Linked DNA regions of Homo sapiens: region 1 is linked to region 2. The links are chromatin loops, found by intact Hi-C in ENCODE. Cell type or tissue: dorsolateral prefrontal cortex. All regions are shown on one strand. Each heading gives the region's core, and the rest is flanking DNA. Links, peaks and the distances in the headings are about the cores only. Region 1 has its middle 140 kb from the start of ZNF608. Region 2 has its middle 29 kb from the start of ZNF608.

Region 1 (8,625 bases), core at 198-8,197, 110 kb after region 2:
CACCCTAAACGAGCAGGAGATCTTGTAATTCCATACGTCTGATCATTTCTGCAGACATGCCTGGAAAACAGAGTATCGACACCAAGTTTAGACTTATGCTTTAATTTTTCAAACTATTTGAAAATCTAAATAAATATCCCCATGCAGGCCCCTTTTCCACCAACGTCCTTAAATCATTTGTTAATAAGTAATGTGCTAATACCTGGAAATGATTACATAAACGAGCAAATAAATTTGCTCTGCTGTCAGCTCTAGCGCTGTATTCTACGTGAAAACAACCATATCCAATTCTTTTTCCCCTTTGGTTGTGAAATGAAGGTGCACATTTTATTTTATAGCTCTGTAGGGAATAGTGGAACTATTGAAGCAAATGGGAAACTGGTTCAGGAAAAGGAAATTTAAACAAAGAACGTAAGATGAATAAAAGTGTAGAGATTTCCTTTGTGTTTATATCAGACATCCAGAGCTCAAAGGGCAACATATAACAGGCTCACTCTTATATGGAAAATTTAGTTACTCAGACTTTCACAGAGGTGAGTGTAAAACCACTCTAGGCAATTTAAGGAATTAAGTTTGGGAGACTGGTTGGAGATGGGACTAGCAAGACTTCAATTAATAAATTAATTGAAGGAGAAAATGGGATTTTTTTTTTTTTCCCCAAGACAGAGACTTGCTCTGTTGCCTAGGCTGGAGTGCAGTGGCACATTCTCGGCTCACTGCAACCTCCACCTCTGGGGTTCAAGCGATTCTCCTGCTTCAGCCTCCTGAGCAGCTGGGATTACAGGTGCGTGCCACCATGCCCTGCTAATTTTTGTATTTTTAGTAGAGACAGGGTTTCACCATGTTGGCCAGGCTGGTCTTGATCTCCTGACCTCGTGATCTGCCTGCCTCAGCCTCCCAAGGTGCTGGGATTATAGGTGTGAGCCACTGTGCCCAGCCAAGAAAATGGGATTTTATGGTACAAATTAAAAATTCACATATTGGTATATCACTTCAGTGAACTAATTACCCTAAACTTAAAAGAATCAAGAGGCACAAAGTGAATGAGAATTCAAGGCACACGCTAAAAGAAAATATTTGCAAAAGATATATCTGATAAATGACTGTTATCCAAAATATACAAAGAATTTTAAAATGCAATAAGAAAATGAACAACCCAATTAAAGCATGGGCAAAAGATATGACCAGAAATGTCATCAAAGAAGACATACAGAGGACAAACTAGCATATAAACAGTTGTTCAACATCATCTGTCCTTAGGGAAGTGCCAATCGAAATAACAATGAGATACCACTCCCCACCTATTTGAATGGCCAAAATCCAAAATACTGACAATTCCAAAAGCTGCCAAGGATGTGGGGCAACAGGAACTCTCATTCACTGCCAGTGGGAATGCAAAGAGGTATTGCCACTTTGGAAGACAATTGACAGCTTCTTACAAAACTAAACAAACTCTTACCATGATGAGCTTGCATGATCCAGCAATCATGCTCCTTGGTATCTACCTAAATGAATTGAAAACTTAAGTCCGTGCAAAAACCTGCACATGGATATTTGTAGCAGCTTTTTTTCATAATTGCTGAAACTTGGAAGCAACTAAGATGTCCTTCAGTAGCTGAATGGATAAACTGTGGTATATCCATATAAAGGAATATTATTCAACACTAAAAAGAAATGAGTTATCAAGCAAGGAAAAGACACAGAGGAACTTTAAATGTTTATTACTGAGTGAAAGAGGCCAATCTGAAAGGCTTCATATGGCATGATTCTAACTATATGGCCTGAATATACTACTAAAATCTAACACTACGGCCAAGCTCTTTTTGAAGAGAATGTTGCAGAGCTGTTGCAATGCCATCTTGGCTTGGTTAACACTCAACAGTTGTTGAAAATATTTTCTTTGATTTGGGATATAAAGTAAAGGAAAAATAATGTTTGGAATTGCAAATTGGTGATATTTCCAGTATCACCTCTCAGATGGAAATGTGGTTAAAAATGAATGAATGAATCTGTACTCATATGTGCACCAGAATGCAAAGGACCTTAGATTTACATTTCATCTAATAGGATGTGTGACATAAGGAAAGGCTGAAGAAAAGGGTGGCGTGAAGGCCTTGACTGTTATATATTGGTCAATCTATTTCAATTTCCTTGGACTCTAAAGCTCCTCATTTGGCATCCCTAAGAAAGACACAAGAGGTAGAGTAATAGAGTGGTTAAGGGGATTAACTCTAGGCTAATATTCCCTGAGTTCAAGTCCTAACTCTGTTCCTTATTAGCTCTGTAAGCTTTGTGACCCAGTTCATCACCTTTAATATGAGTATATATCATGATATCCATTTCATAGGGTTGTTTACATACTCTATAAAGTGCCTAGAATAGTGACTAACAATATATTTTTGTGTGAAATGACATAAAATCCAGTAGAAGCTTGTAATTAAATGTAGTGGTCATGTGATTACCAAATACCCAATTTGTCAAACTTCATTTGTCATTTGCATGGTCTCCCCTCAGTCTCATCCAGTTACCAGTTAATAATCATGGTTCCACCACTCCAACCCAGAGACGTCCCAACCAGATTGGTATTGAAAAATGGCTGGATTAATGACATGTATTTATTCTGCAGAATACCCACTATGTGTAAGAAGAACTTATAAAAAGCCCAGACTTAAGTGCATTTCAGTTTGGTGCCATCTACTTTGAAAAAAGAAAAAAAAAAGAGCTCTTTGCTTTTGTTTCAATTTATAGACTCAGTGGTGGATCAGCTCATTTAATGAGCTATAGCTGAGAGCAAATACTCCGGGAACGTCAAGTGCTAAAAGTTTGGAGGATTTGATTTTTTTCAGTCCAGTAACCAAAAGCATTTGATCTTTTATTGACAGAATATGGTTGCTGTAAAAAGAAATGAAATGTCCTAAGTATTCAGGGTTGAATAGCTATGAATGCTTTCTATTTTCACTGTTCAAACACCCTTAACTTTATGCTGTGTATAATAATATATTAGCATGTTCAGGGTTTATAAAGAAAATATACTTTTTTTCATGCAGTATTAAAATGGCCCCTTAAAAGTATATATTTCAAGGGAATGAAATTCTCTCAATGTTGTAGTTTTTTTATTAACAATTATTTTTCCAGATTAGTCTTCTGTTCCACCTAGGTAAAACAAGTAAAAATGAAAGTAGCATACAGGGATGTTTCTTATTTGAAAGAGTAGAAAATGTGGTTTTCTTCCAAATTGTGATTTCCTTTGATAAATGTGCCGTTACTTGATACTGGAGACTACGAGCACACTCAAGGGCAACACACAGCCAGGGCCTGGCAGATCCTTGTTGCAGGCCTTTGGAAACAATCCTACTGGGCTAGAATAACAGCTCCATTATTCAGCATGGCAAGTCTATCACCCTACTTACTAGCATAGTTTGGAGGTTAAACAATGGTGTCTCCTGCTACTTACCCATTATCAAATTTCTTCACAATATTTATTTAGACTACTATCACTGAAGCAAGGGCACCAACTCATAAAAACTCAACTTTCTCAGAAGTAAGACTTCATTAAAGAGAACACTCCAAGAGGAAAGTACTCTGGTTAGGAACATTCCTTTACAGTCAAGAAAATCAATTCCAACTTGAGTTTCAAGTATTTCAAAATTACTGGATGAGAGAGATATGTTACTTTTATTAAAAAATTAATGCTCTTTAGAAGACCATCACTTAAATATTAGTGTAATTCATGCTACATCACAGTTAATTGAAAATATCACTGACATTTGTAGATAAGAATGACAATAATAACTGGAAAAATGCATTTAGTTGCCAATGCCTGCAAATAAATGCCGATTTTGCTTACGGCAGACTAGAAAAATAAAAGCAGACCAAGGTATGTTTGTTGGTTATAAGGGTGGGTTGGTCTCATTTAAGTTTACAGTGGGAAATAATATTCATTTGATTTAAAAAAAATCTATGTGAATGATTTAAAGAAAGAAGAAAATCTTTGGGGTAAGTGTTGACATTTAGAATACAGAATCTGCTTTTTACCTTCAGTTGCTGAGAAACTGATCACAGCTTGGTTAATCTTTTACCAGGAAAATGTCCACTGATTAGGTAACTTAGAAACATGTTTATATTTCTTAGCTACTAGGGTAGATCTACCAGCTCAATTTACACGTTAAGCCTAGGAAGTGGAAATTCTTAACCCTGGATATGGATCTGCCCAAACGTCTGTCTTTCATTGGTCTCCAGACTTTGTTTCTATAGCGAAAGCAGCCTCTAGGGGTGGGTGTGTGGGAGAGCGCCCCGGCCCCCAGCAGACACAGGGAGTGAGATATGACAGCACTCTTTAATAATGAAGTGAGCACCGTGGCAAGCCCAGATTCTGAGCAAATTCTCTTTGAAAGGCAAGCAGCTGTGTAATCATTTATCTAGTCTTAGTAGGAAATGGCTTATTTTACACAATTTTCTCAAAAGCAAATTTGAAATCCTCATTGTAATGTGACACCTTCTCTATCCTCAAAGTGCAATGAGGAAGAGAAAATTTAATATAGGAGTCAGCTTTCCCCTCTTATCCTTCACTAACAGCAGCATACTTATTTGATATATAAAAATAATAAAGGTGAAAATTTTGGAAGAGCTGAAGTCACCTTTTTTGGGGGGTGCTTTCATTTTGCTATTGGCTGTTAGTGCTAAGCTGAATTATAACATGTTCCACAACTTTATGGAAGACAAGACTTTGTGTTAACTGCAGAGTAAACTCACCAACTTTTAGTGCTGCCAGTTGTTTACAGTGAAATGGATCCTTGATGTTTTTTTTAGATCCTTGATTTTTACAGCCTTCCAACCACTAACCTTCTCCAGTGATAAATTCTAGGGCAATTTCAAATTCAGAAAGATGACAGTCAATTCCTGAATTTAGGAAGGAAATCGTTTCTTTACATGCTTACTTTGCATTTCAAGTCCGCCAGAAAGGAAGCCCTAGCACATTTGAAAATATCTTGGGAGTTACACAAACGTATGCAAGGCATCTCAGATTTATCTTTGGCATCTCTGCCATTTATTTAGAAGCTGCGCACAAACAGAATCTGTCTTGTCCCATGCAGCCCTTCCATCGCACTAGGAATACATTATTGTGCTTCTGTTTAACATGCAGCCTTAGTGAAAGTACAAATTTGATACAGTTATACTTTTATAACCTTCAGTTTACAGTTGAGCTCTATGCCTTTTTAGTGCTGACTAGAAAATCAGATGGGATGAATCTGGGAATACAGCTTCACAATGTGCATAATCCTGGCTCTGCAACTGAGGAAAATCAATGAGGGGAAGCATTGATCTCCTTGCAGAGTGCAAATGCAGTTAGCTCAGAAACACTCTGCCGGGGATTTTGTTATTCAAGTCATTCAGCTGCACAACATGTTTTCAAACCAAGCTCTTATCATGCAGCAGCTCTCTAGATTCAGCTTAACTCTACTTACACATGCATAAAAAAACATGTCTTCCAAGAGGAAAAATAACTGCATATCCACAGTCAGCTTCTATGTTTGGTCAAGGCTAAGCAAAATAGCCTTCACTTCAGTGACATTTCACTATGTCACTGGGTGGAGAAAACTCCTGCAGGAAGATGTGAGAATGAATCACTTCAGGAAAATATTATCTTCAGCTATGATGAATTTGATGCTTGCCTAGGCTGCTTGGCCAACTTGTTTTCCTTTTTTTCATGAAAAAAAGTAAATGTAACCAAGAAATTATCTGGAGGGCCCACCATCGATATGCACGTGTGTGCAGATACAAAAATGAAATGTATTACATAGCCAAATACAGTATGTATAAAAATATATATTGCAATATTTCATACTTGTTAGTGAAAATATTTTTACAACGTAGTGCCTCCCAAGTGCAGGAAATAAATCAAACCTTTTAAAAGAGATTGCAGATGATTCATTTACTGCTGTCATAATATGGTGTTTTCTTTAATGAAAATTTATATCGTTTTTCCTGGACTCAGTGGAATAAATTTATACTGAAAGATGGAAAGTACTGATACAGTCAGTATTAAACGCATCCAGTACTTGATATGTTGTAAACAGGAGCTTGACCAAGTGAGGTATGGACTGACATCATTTGAATGTACATTTTCTAAGACTTTCCATGTTAAAACCATTCTAAATGTAGTAGAAATGAAACTTGTGGGCCGGGCGCAGTGGCTCACGCCTGTAATCCCAGCACTTTGGGAGGCCGAGCAGGCGGATCATCTGAGGTTGGGAGTTCAAGACCAGCCTGACCAACATGGAGAAATCCCGTCTCTACTAAAAATACAAAATTAGCCGGGTGTGGTGGCGCATGCCTGTAATCCCAGCTACTCAGGAGGCTGAGGCAGGAGAATATTGCTTGAACCTGGGAGGCGGAGGTTGTGGTGAGCCGAGAGCGCGCCATTGCACTCCAGCCTGAGCAACAAGAGTGAAACTCTGTCTCAAAAAAAAAAAAAAAAGGAAAAAGAAAAAAAGAAAGAAAGAAAAGAAAAGAAAGAAAAAGAAAAAAAGAAAGAAAGAAAAGAAAAGAAAGAAAAAGAAAAAAAGAAACTTGTGGTATTTGGCAATGAGACATAGCACTTTCAGGTCAACCTTATGCTAGTATCAGTAAACTACCACCAGACTGATTTAGATTCAGATAATGGATTTGTAGAAAGCAACCTGCAACTGTAAACCTCTGAGTAAGAGGGAAATAAAGCTAGCAGCTCTAGCTCCTTAGGGCATTTTTAAATGTAGGCAGGTGTAAGAAATATTACTAGGAACAGATGACCACTATGAAATCATCAAGAAAGAAGAGAAAATGAAAGATTCATATATAAAAATGTATATATATATTTTTATGTATAAATGTATATATTGAATTATATATGTATTTGTATGTATAAATGTATATATATAATTATATATGTGTGTATATATATAATTTTATGGTTCTGGAATATGAAGCAAGGACTCATGATTGACAAAGGATGGGGGCACAAATCAGAATTGAAGAGAAAATAATTCTCTCTAGTATGGTCAAGATAAAAAGCTTTCCTGGTGGGAGGTGGGAGTGTGGGAGGTCTGATGTACAGGCACATGGATAGGAGGTGAAATATGAACCATCAGGAGTGGGGTCTTATATTAGTGTTTTTGGAGCATCAACTTTGTAAACACTGTGAAGATGGTTCGCCAGGGATTGTGTTGCAGAGTATGGAAAATAAAAATAAGCCAGTCAAAGAACCTGTGGTCCTATGTTAACATTCTCCAGGATTACAAGTTTAGGGTAGGGCAGTTTTTTATTGCCCTTGAAGTGAAAAATGATGTTACTATATGATTCTTACTTTTACGACAATCTAACTGACAGCGTATTGCAATACCTTAAGAGAGATTGTAAAACCTTGAGATTATTCAGTACTGTATTAGTCAGGGTCCTGGCAAGAGAGAGGAGCCACATAGCAATTTGAACAGGGACAGTTTAATATAAAGAGTTATTAATTATAAAAGGAATACGACTAACAAGATATTGATTAGAAGTAAAAACAACTCTAAAGAAAGAATAGCATATTTATATTATATTATATCATGTATACTAGTCACTGCCCTTATGGCTGGCTGAGATAAAGAAATCAAAGAAGAGTCCCCAGGGCTGAGATCTCGATCTTATTGATGGCAGAAAAGGAAAAGTCACTAGTGGAACTTGCTAGGAATCCACACCCTCTAGGATGCCAGGGAAGGCTGTTCACAGGACGATGTCTCACTGGAAGCACTCCAGTCCAAAATTTCCTGAGGTGGGTGCATGAAGACATTGTGGGGACCATGTACCGGAGCATCTGTGAGTGCTTCAGAAGTTTAGTGCTGAAGAAGCCACCCATGCCCCAGTTGTCAACTGCTGGAGAAAATGCCCATGCTAAGGGAACATGAGAAGCAAGAACACCTGAACCGAGACGCAAAACCCCTTTCCTCCTGCAGCGTCTCTCTAGTGCTGTCCCTAGACAAAGCTTAACATCATGTCTACTGGCAAAGGGGAAATATTTAAAGGCCCCAGATCCATATTCAAGAAGCAAGGCACAAAGGTTGAATTTGAAGTTGACAGGTAATAAATCCATAACTGGCAAGTGTTCATTTAGAATCATTACAATCCTTTCCACTGAAAACTTGAACACATTTAGGGTTTCTGTATAGTGAGATGATGGTTATACTGTTGAGAGGTGACACCGTGCTAGCAGCCCTCACTCTCGGCGCCTCCTCGGCCTCGGCGTCCACTTTGGCCATGCTTGAGGAGCCCTTCAGCCCGCCACTGCATTGTCGGAGTCCCCCTCTGGGGCTGGATGAGGCCGGAGCCAGCTCCCTCTGGTTGCCGGGAGGTGTGGAGGGAGAGGCACGGGCGGGAAGTGGGCGCTCGCGGGCCAGCGCGAGTTCCGGGTGGGCGTGGGCTCCGCAGGCCCCGCACCCGGGCTCCGCAGGTCCCGCACCCGGGACCCCGCAGTGAGGGGCTTAGCACCCGGGCCAGCAGCTGCGGAGGGTGCCCCGGGGCCAGCAGCTGCGGAGGGTGCCCCGGGTCCCCCAGCACTGCAGGCCCGCTCACGCCGCGCTCGAATTCTTGCCGGGCCTCACCCACCTCCCC
Region 2 (8,625 bases), core at 190-8,189:
CCATTTGCTGCATTCTCTTTCAGGGTAACACAACCCTGGGATCCCAGTGAGCTTTTGAAGACTGATGAAATAACTGGCTGCTGTGGTCTGGTTAGTTCACAAGGAAAGGCACAGGATGTAAAATTTCCATGTTTTATCATATCCATCCATAAAATTAGGCTAACGAATTGATAATATAAACTGGCATTCTGAAGTTATCATCAAGAAACTCCCAATATTGGCTGGATCATTTTCATAATGTTGCCATTTCATTTTCATAAGCAAAGAGACCCCATTTGGAAAATAGTGCCTCTTATGCTTTATCATGTAAATGCAAACCACTGTTGAAGTTGAGACACATAATGCTATGGAAGTGCAGAGACCTTGTTTTTGCAAACTGACAGCTCCTATTGTGTCTCTCTGATTAATATGGAAGTGATGAATGCAAATCTTACGACTTCATTTGATATCAGCTATGGTAAAAATTTGACTCATAATATTGTTTTCATGAAAAAAATCATTAAGAATCAAGTTTGGGAGAATAAGATCGGGGATGGGGAGAGAAGTTGTGAGGTAGGAAGGGAAGAGAAATGTGAAGAAGAGTCTTAACAAAGTCAGCAAAAAGAGGGACCTGTAAGGAGATTATTCAACCTTTGGGCACTGATTATGTGCATATGTATCTCTCTTATAAAGAGAGGTCTTTGTATCAGATTGACATGGAAACCTGGATGGATACCACACTCTTCTGTGGAAGGTGCTTCTTTTACAAAAACAGAACCAGCAAGGATAGTCTACTTTGAAAGATGTCATTTAGTTTGGGCCAAAATTACCCAGGCTTCAGTTGGGAGAGCTGTCCCAAGTGTTTTTTCTTAGAACCAGCACAAGAAATGTATTTTCTTTCAGTTGGTTCAAAATCCCTGTGGGATAGAGGCACCATCAAATGCAGATTGACATCTATTTGTAGCACAACCAGAAAGGCAGTTTCATTCTGAATTATTTAACATGGCAACATTTTGCACATATAAATCATGTCCAGCTTTATTAGATTAGGCCAATTGAAGAAATATATACACCTGCCTGTCATGTAAAGCCCTTTATCTTGGGGAGTAGACTTCCCAGGGGGACTTCCCAGGAAGTAAATTGAATACTGAGTGGTTTTTTCAGTGATGGGGCCTGAATTGAAAATTGAAATTCCTGCATGGACATCAAATTCACATAAAAAATGAGAATCTAGTTTATCTCTTTTGGTTACCAGGGTACTAATCACTCTAGAAATTTGGATTTACATGACTATGGCCCTTCTGTGCCCTTTATGTTGGAGCTGGGCCCTGTCAATGTGATAATGTTCATAAGGCCCTTTGAGGTCTTCAGATGAAAGGCATTCTACAAACACAAACTATCACTTGCATAAATCAATCAAGTAGCTTGATATTATTTCTCTCCATCTTTGGGTTTGCCAGAATGAGACAGAAGATAGCAAATGCTATATAGTGAGATGAAAGCATAGAGATTAATAGGCGACTTCTTTGTAATCAGATAAGGCATGATGATGCACAGTTGATAGACTTGATTTCTGTTACAGGAAAAAAAAAATACACCCAGGGTTGTTCTCATTGTATTCACAAAATCTCAGAGGGCAATCTCTTTCCTAAAAACAGGCTGCATCTTAAATAACTGCACCATGTTAAAGCTCTTCCTAATTTAAGTTCAGAAAAAAAAAATCACTTAGTGCCACATATGGGCACAGCATTGAGAAAATGGGATTTTATTTCTTCTCCCTCTCACTCCCCCTTCTTAGACCCAGTGCCATTATTTTGGAGAGCTGAGAGGTGGAGAATGAAAAAGCCATTGGTCTCAGTTTTCCTGCCACAATGGCCTTTTATGAGAGGGATTAGATACGCCAAGAACTGGTGCAGCATTCACTGGTGCCCCGAACGACAATCTGGAAAAAAGACGATAAAAATCAGTTTGTCATAAGGTTAAATCACCAAAGACTTCCCAGATTGGTTTTTCAGATTGTTTTTTCTTTGGAAAGAAGATAAAAAAAAAAAAAAAGAAAAGAAAGAAATATGGGCTAAAAGCTGATTTTTTTTCTTTTCTTTTTTTCCCCTCAGTGCAAGATGTAGCATTCAAAAAACATGTTGAGTGAGTTGAAGCATTAAAAAGATCAGTCTTTGGCTGTTGAATGAAAGACTGTTGTGTGTGTGACTCACATACTAAATGGAAACCTGCCTTCAAAGCCTATTTTACTGCCTAATTATATATACACAAAATGTAGCTGTCTGTTTCAATCAAATCATAGGAAAAGGAATAAAACTCCCCTAAAGATGCAATTTTCATGGTTTGTCATAACCTTAGAAACACTGCTAATGTAAAAGGAGGAAGTACAGCTGCATGGTCCAGATAAGGTTCCAGTAATTGTTTTTCTTTTAATTATTACTTTATAAAGACATTATACCTCCTACTCTGAAGAAGAAAAATTAGTGTCCTGTCTCTTCTTTTTTTTTTTTTTTTTTCCCTCCCTTTCCATTTTCACACCAAGCTTGTTGATATGCATTTGAGCTGTGGCTAGAAGCCAGCGTAGCTATGGAAATAATAATTTAAGTAACCACCATAACTACAGGCTTTCAGAGGGTTTCAGGGAGGAAACCTTTTCTAAATTTATGTTCTGAATTGAGTAGAGCTTTCCAAAGCACAAAATAGAGTGCCAGGGATTGAGATAAAGTGCTTAGACCTAAACAACTGTTTGCACTTGGCTTTCATGGAAATACTTTCAGTTCATAATAGCTAATGTACTTATTTTTAAAAATTAGCAATTGCATGGGCATTTTTATTCTTGTCATCTTCACTGAAGAATAATGTAATAAAATACACAAAAGGCTCCCCCCTCAACATCTTATAATGTACAGATTTTTTTTACAATAACCAGAAATTGTAAAGTTTAATAAGCCATTACTAATTTACATATTTTCATAGATTCAAATCATTAAAATGCAATGATATTTTAATGGCTTAATAATATATCTAATTGCAGATTAAAACTTTCTAACACTGGAGATAGCATTGAACATACCACCAAGGGACTCCAAGTGCATAATTCAGTAAGAATTGACAGCTTCTGACATTTCTTACGAAAACAGAGTTCATCACAGAATGAGTAAAATGATTATCTTGCAATATGCATTTTTTTAAAAAGTTATAATTTTAACTACACGTACCACCCTTCCCCTTAATCTCTTCCTGCCTACCCCTAGTTCCGTCTCCAGCCCTATTGAGTTTGGGACCTGCTCTATGAATCCACAGAGTAAACAACTTAGCTGAGAATTCTGTGATAATTAAGCAGATATGATCACAAAGCTACTCTCAATGACTCTGAGAAATCCTTGGGTATGAGAGATATGCTAACAAATAAGAAACACGCAAAAACTGAGTGAGTTTATACTCTAGAAATCACTGCCCATACCCCAAATTCCAAAATGGGGTTTGGGACCTGTTAAAAGGAAACATACAATGTTTGTAGCAGCAGTATTCACAATAGCCAAAAGGTGGAAACAACCCATGTCCATCACAGACAAATGGCTAAAATGGAGGCACAAATGGAGGGACAAATGGCTAAACAAATTTAAGTATGTCCATATAATGGAATATTATTCAACTACAATAAGGAACAAAACACTGATATATGCTGCAATGTGGATGAACCTCAGAAACATTATGCTAAGTAAAAGAAGCCAGAGAGAAAAGGTCATATATCATATGATTCAATGATACGAAGTATTCAGAATAGGTAAATCCATAGACACAGAAAGCAGATTGGTTGTTGTCAGAGACTAAGGGGAGGAGAGAATGGGATGTAACTGCTTAATGGGTATGAGGTTTTATTTTGGAGTGATGAAAATGTTTTGGAACTAGATAGAGATGGTAATTGAACATTGTGAATGTACTGAATGCCACTGGTTCTTCACTTTAAAATTGTTAATTTTATGTTATGTGCATTTCACCTAAGTGAAAAAAACCATGATCTCATCACTCTCATTCACTCACTCACTCAATCTTCATTATGACTTCAAGGAGCATATATATTTACTACTGACAATGTGTCAGGCACTGTGGTAGGCACGGGGGGAGTAATGTTGAATCAGCTAAGAAAGCCTCATGGAGCTTACCTTCTGGTTGGAGGAACAAAGTGAAAAAACCAAATCAAACAAATATGATCATTATAAATGCTTATGTGAGAAGTAATGACTAAGTTGGTGGTCTGGGGCAGATTAGCTAGGGAAGTCACTGAAAGCCTTTCTAAGGAAATGATAGTTGAATTCGGACATAAAAAAGAAGCCATACATGGGAAATTACTGGGGGAGAGAATAACATATACAAAGCATAAGTTCTTCTTGTTACGGGAAAAGAAAGGAGTTCAATAATAGTAAACAAAGTGAGTTAAATGTATAAAGTGAAGTCAGAGAGGTAAGCAGATACCAGGTTATGTAGGACATGTTCAGAAACTTGAATTTTATTCTAATTGTGATGAGAAGATATTATTAGAGGGTTTTTTTGACATACAAAAAGCTGTACATATTTATTGTATACAACTTGATGAGATATTACAGAGTTTAAAGCAGAAAAGTGACATGCACTTTTTAAAAGATCACTGTTGCTAACTCATGAAGAATTAATTGGAGGGTGGCCATTGTAGACATAGACTATCAGGCTACTGTGGTTGTGCAGAAGCAAGATGATGATGGCCTGGACCAGGATGCTGGCAGTGAAGAGGGAGAGGAATGGACAGATTCAAGTTCTATTTTGGAGGCAGGCCCATCAGAACCTGTTAATGGATTGAGTGGGTAAAAGGTAATTAAAAAGGAAGCATCACAAACTACACATAAGGTTTTGGCCTGGGCAGCTGGGTAGATTTTGGTGTCACTTCCAGAGATGGGGGGTTGTATTAGTTTTCTATTACTGATGTAACAAAATACCATAAATTTAGCAGCTCAGGACAATACAAATTCAATATCTTGCAGTTCTATAGGTCAGAAGTCTGACCTGAGTCTCACTGGGCTAAAATCCAAGCATCAGCAGGACTGTTTCTTTCTGGAGGTTCTAGGGGAGGATCTGTTTCCTTGTCAATCCCAGCTTTTAGAGACTAGCAGCATTTTTAAACTCATAGCCTTCTTCCTCCATCTTCAGAGCCAACAAAGGTGGCTCTTGCATGTAATCTCTTTGAGCTTCCTTCTGTTATCACATCTCCTTCGGACCACAACTGGGAAATGTTTTTTGCTTTTGAGGATTAGATTGGGCTCACCTTGATAATCATGCTGCTATCTTTCTGGCTCTGTTTCCCATTGTCACAGCTCCTTCTCTGTCAGGCTTCTTCATTCCACTTTTAAGGACTCTTGTGATGACGTTAGCTCTATTCAGATAATCTAGAATAATCTCCTCATCTCAAAGTTCTCAATCGTAACTGCAATGTCCCTTTTGCCATGTAAGGTAATACATTCATCGGTTCCGGGTATTGGCATGTGGACATCCTTGGGAGGGACGTTATTCTGCCTACCACAGGGATAATTGAGAGATAACTGGGTTTAAGATGGAAAATTAAGATTTAAATTTGAGACTCTCAAGAGGCATCCAAGTGGAATGTCAAATAGGTAGTTGGATCTCCACTTGGAATTATGTCTAAAGTTTGCAAGGGAGGTCTTGGCTAACAGGTATAAATGTAAGAGGTGTGGTATTTAAAGCCACAGGGAACTAGATTATCTAGAGAAGGCCGGGTGTGGTGGCTCACACCTGTAATCCCAGCACTTTGGGAGGCCGAAGCAGGCAGATCATGAGGTCAAGAGATCGAGACCATCCTGGCGAACATGGTGAAACCTCGTCTTTACTAAAAATACAAAAAATTTAGCTGGGCATGGTGGCGTGCACCTGTAGTCCCAGCTACTCGGGAGGCTGAGGCAGGAGAATCGCTTGAACCTGGGAAGCGGAGTTTGCAGTGATCCGAGATTGTGCCTCTGCACTCCAGCTTGGTAACAGAGTGAGATTCCATCAAAAATAAAAAATAAAAAATAAAAAAAAGATTATTTGGAGGAACAATGAGATAGAGAAGAAAGCCTAGGACCAAACCCTAAAGCACTTCAGCATTTAGAATTTGGGTTGAGTAGGGGGACCAGTGAAAGAGAATAAAAGAAAATCAGTGAATTAGGAAGCAAAGCATTAAAAAAAATGGTATTTCAGAAGCTAATAGAAGAAGAAAAACTTTTTTTTTTCCTCAACCTCCCTGGCTCAAGTGATCCTCCCACCTCAGCCTCCCAAATAGCTGGGACCACAGGCGTGTGCCACCATGCCTGGCTAATTTTTTATTTTTTGTAGAGACTGGGTCTCTCTGTGTTACCCAGGCTGGCCTCAAATTCCTGGGCTCAAGTGATCCTCCTGCCTTGGCCTCCCAAAGTGCTGGGATTATAGGCATGAGCCATCTTGTCCAGCCTTAGAAAAGCATTTTAAGTAAGAAGTTCTTAAAAGTACCAGAGAGATGGAGTAAGAATAGGTCAGACAGGTGATCTTTAAATTTAGCAACAAGAAAACCATTGGTAAACTTGCTTAAAGATGTTTCGGTGGTGTTGGGATGAACATGAGAAAATAGGGAATACGAAATTAGACAATGCTCTGAGTAAGTTTGGCTATGAAGGGGAAGAGGGAAGTGAGGCAACATTTTTGTAGGTGCTTTTGTAAAATCGGAGAAGAGTTTTGGTGTTTTGTTTTTAAGATGGAGTCTCACTCTTGTCACCCAGGCTGGAGTGCGGTGGCCGATCTCGGCTTACTGCAACCTCCGCCTCCTGGGTTCAAATGATTCTCCTGCCTCAGCCTCCTGAGTAGCTGGGATTATAGGCACCTCCCACCACACCGGCTAATTTTTGTATTTTTAGTAGAGACAGAGTTTCATCACGTTGGCCAGGCCAATCCCGAACTCTTGACTTCTGGTGATCCACCCACCTCAGCCTCCCAAGGTGCTGGGATTATAGGCATGAGCCACCACACCCAGACTGTTTTATTTTAAAGAAGGGACATACTAAGGTTGGTGGTTCTCAAACTGTGGTCCCCAGACCAGCAACATCAACATCAGCTGGGAAATTATTAGAAATGCAAATTTTTGGCTCCCACCTCAGAACTGTTGAATGAGAAGCTCTGGGAATGAAACGCAGAAATCTGGGTTTTAACAAGGCCTCCAGATGATTTTGAAGCCAAATCAGGTTTGAGAACTGTGATGGTTAATATTAGGTGTCAACTTGATTGGATTGAAGGATGCCTAGATGGCTGGTAAAGTACTGTTTCTGGGTGTGTTTGTGAAGGTGTTGCCAGAGGAGATTGACATTTGAGTCAGTGGACTGGGAGAAGAAGACCCACCCTCAGTGTAGGTGAGCACCATCCAATCACTGCCAGCATAGCTAGAACAAAGCAGGTAAAAGAAACCTTGCTTGCTGAGTCTTCTGGCTTTCCTCTTTTTCCCATGCTGCATGCTTCCTTCCTTTCCTCCTGCCCTTGGTCATCAGGCTCCAGGTTCTTCGGCCTTTGTGTTCTTAGACTTAAACCAGTGGTTTGCCAGGCACTCTCAGGCCTTTGGCCACAGACTGAAGACTGCACTGTGGGCTTCCCTGCTTTTGAGGGTTTTGGACTTGAACTGAGCCAATATTGGTTCCTTTTTTTCCCCAGCTTGCAGACAGCTTATCATGGGACTTTACATTGTGATCGTGTGAGCCAATTCTCCTTAATAAACTCCTATATATGTATATCCTATCAGTTCTGTCCCTCTGGAGAACCCTGACTAATACAAGAACCAATACTACAGTTGTGAGGGCTATGATCTGATGAAAGAAGGAGGGGCTGTTATTACTGAAGAGTGGAAATGCCTAAAGTCTGCAACAAGATGCAAGGAGTTAATTTAGGAAGTCCTAATAGAAGGATGTAACATCGATTGAATCAAGAATATTTTCCCTTGGTGAAAATAAGTAAGATAAAGTTGTAGGTAAAGTTGCAGATCAGTCAACTGAAGAGGAAAACAAGTCATGACAAACCTAGTTTCCTTTTATTTTTAGAAATAGGATTGGTTAAATAGGTAGGTAGAAAAGGGAATTCTGTAAATATTTGATATTTATTTATTGAGACAAGTTTTCTTTCTGTTACACAGGCTGGAGTGCAATGGCGCAGTCATAGGTTACTGCAGCCTCAAAGTCCTGGGCACAAGTTTTCCTACCATCTCAGCCTCCCAAGTAGCTAGGACTATAGCAGTGCACCCCATGTCTGGCTAATTTTTACATTTTTTGTAGAGACTGGGTCTTGCTATGTATCCCAGGCTGCTCTCGAACTCCTGGCCTCAAGAGATCCTCTCACCTCAGCCTAATATTTAATATTTTGATTTCAACAAGACATATGACAAATTGCCAACGACATCCTCAGAAAAGGTAGAGACACGAAAAGTGGGGAATAGGAGAGTTGAGTAAGAGTGGCTGGTTCAACTCAGGGGGAGATTTTTAGCGGTACAATAGTGGCATGTCTCTCTTTCAGGACTTCCCTGTCCAACATTTTATCATCTACTTTGCTGAAGACAGAGGAAATGTGCTTTTCAAATTTGAATTTGGCACAAAACTGGGAAAGCAA

The links. Hi-C counts contacts between places; a loop is a spot of excess contacts. Peaks named below come from ENCODE experiments on the same cell type or tissue, not always from the same donor. Only the 100,000 strongest peaks of a DNase experiment are listed, where the experiment ranks them.
Region 1: a loop joins it to region 2, with 2.2 times the contacts of the local background. A loop is called at or near these places in 3 of 110 quality-filtered maps.

The regions. Positions count from the first base shown.
Region 1 is chr5:124,884,055-124,892,679 of GRCh38, forward strand. No RefSeq gene overlaps it. Among named protein-coding and RNA genes, the nearest start is that of ZNF608, 140 kb to the left of the region's middle. In dorsolateral prefrontal cortex, for the core only: a CTCF peak has its summit at 4,329; DNase peaks (open chromatin) are centred at 3,307 and 4,296; H3K4me3 peaks cover 1,313 bases; H3K27ac peaks cover 3,005 bases.
Region 2 is chr5:124,771,609-124,780,233 of GRCh38, forward strand. No RefSeq gene overlaps it. Among named protein-coding and RNA genes, the nearest start is that of ZNF608, 29 kb to the left of the region's middle. In dorsolateral prefrontal cortex, for the core only: no CTCF peak of the experiment used is centred there; no DNase peak of the experiment used is centred there; H3K4me3 peaks cover 517 bases; H3K27ac peaks cover 623 bases.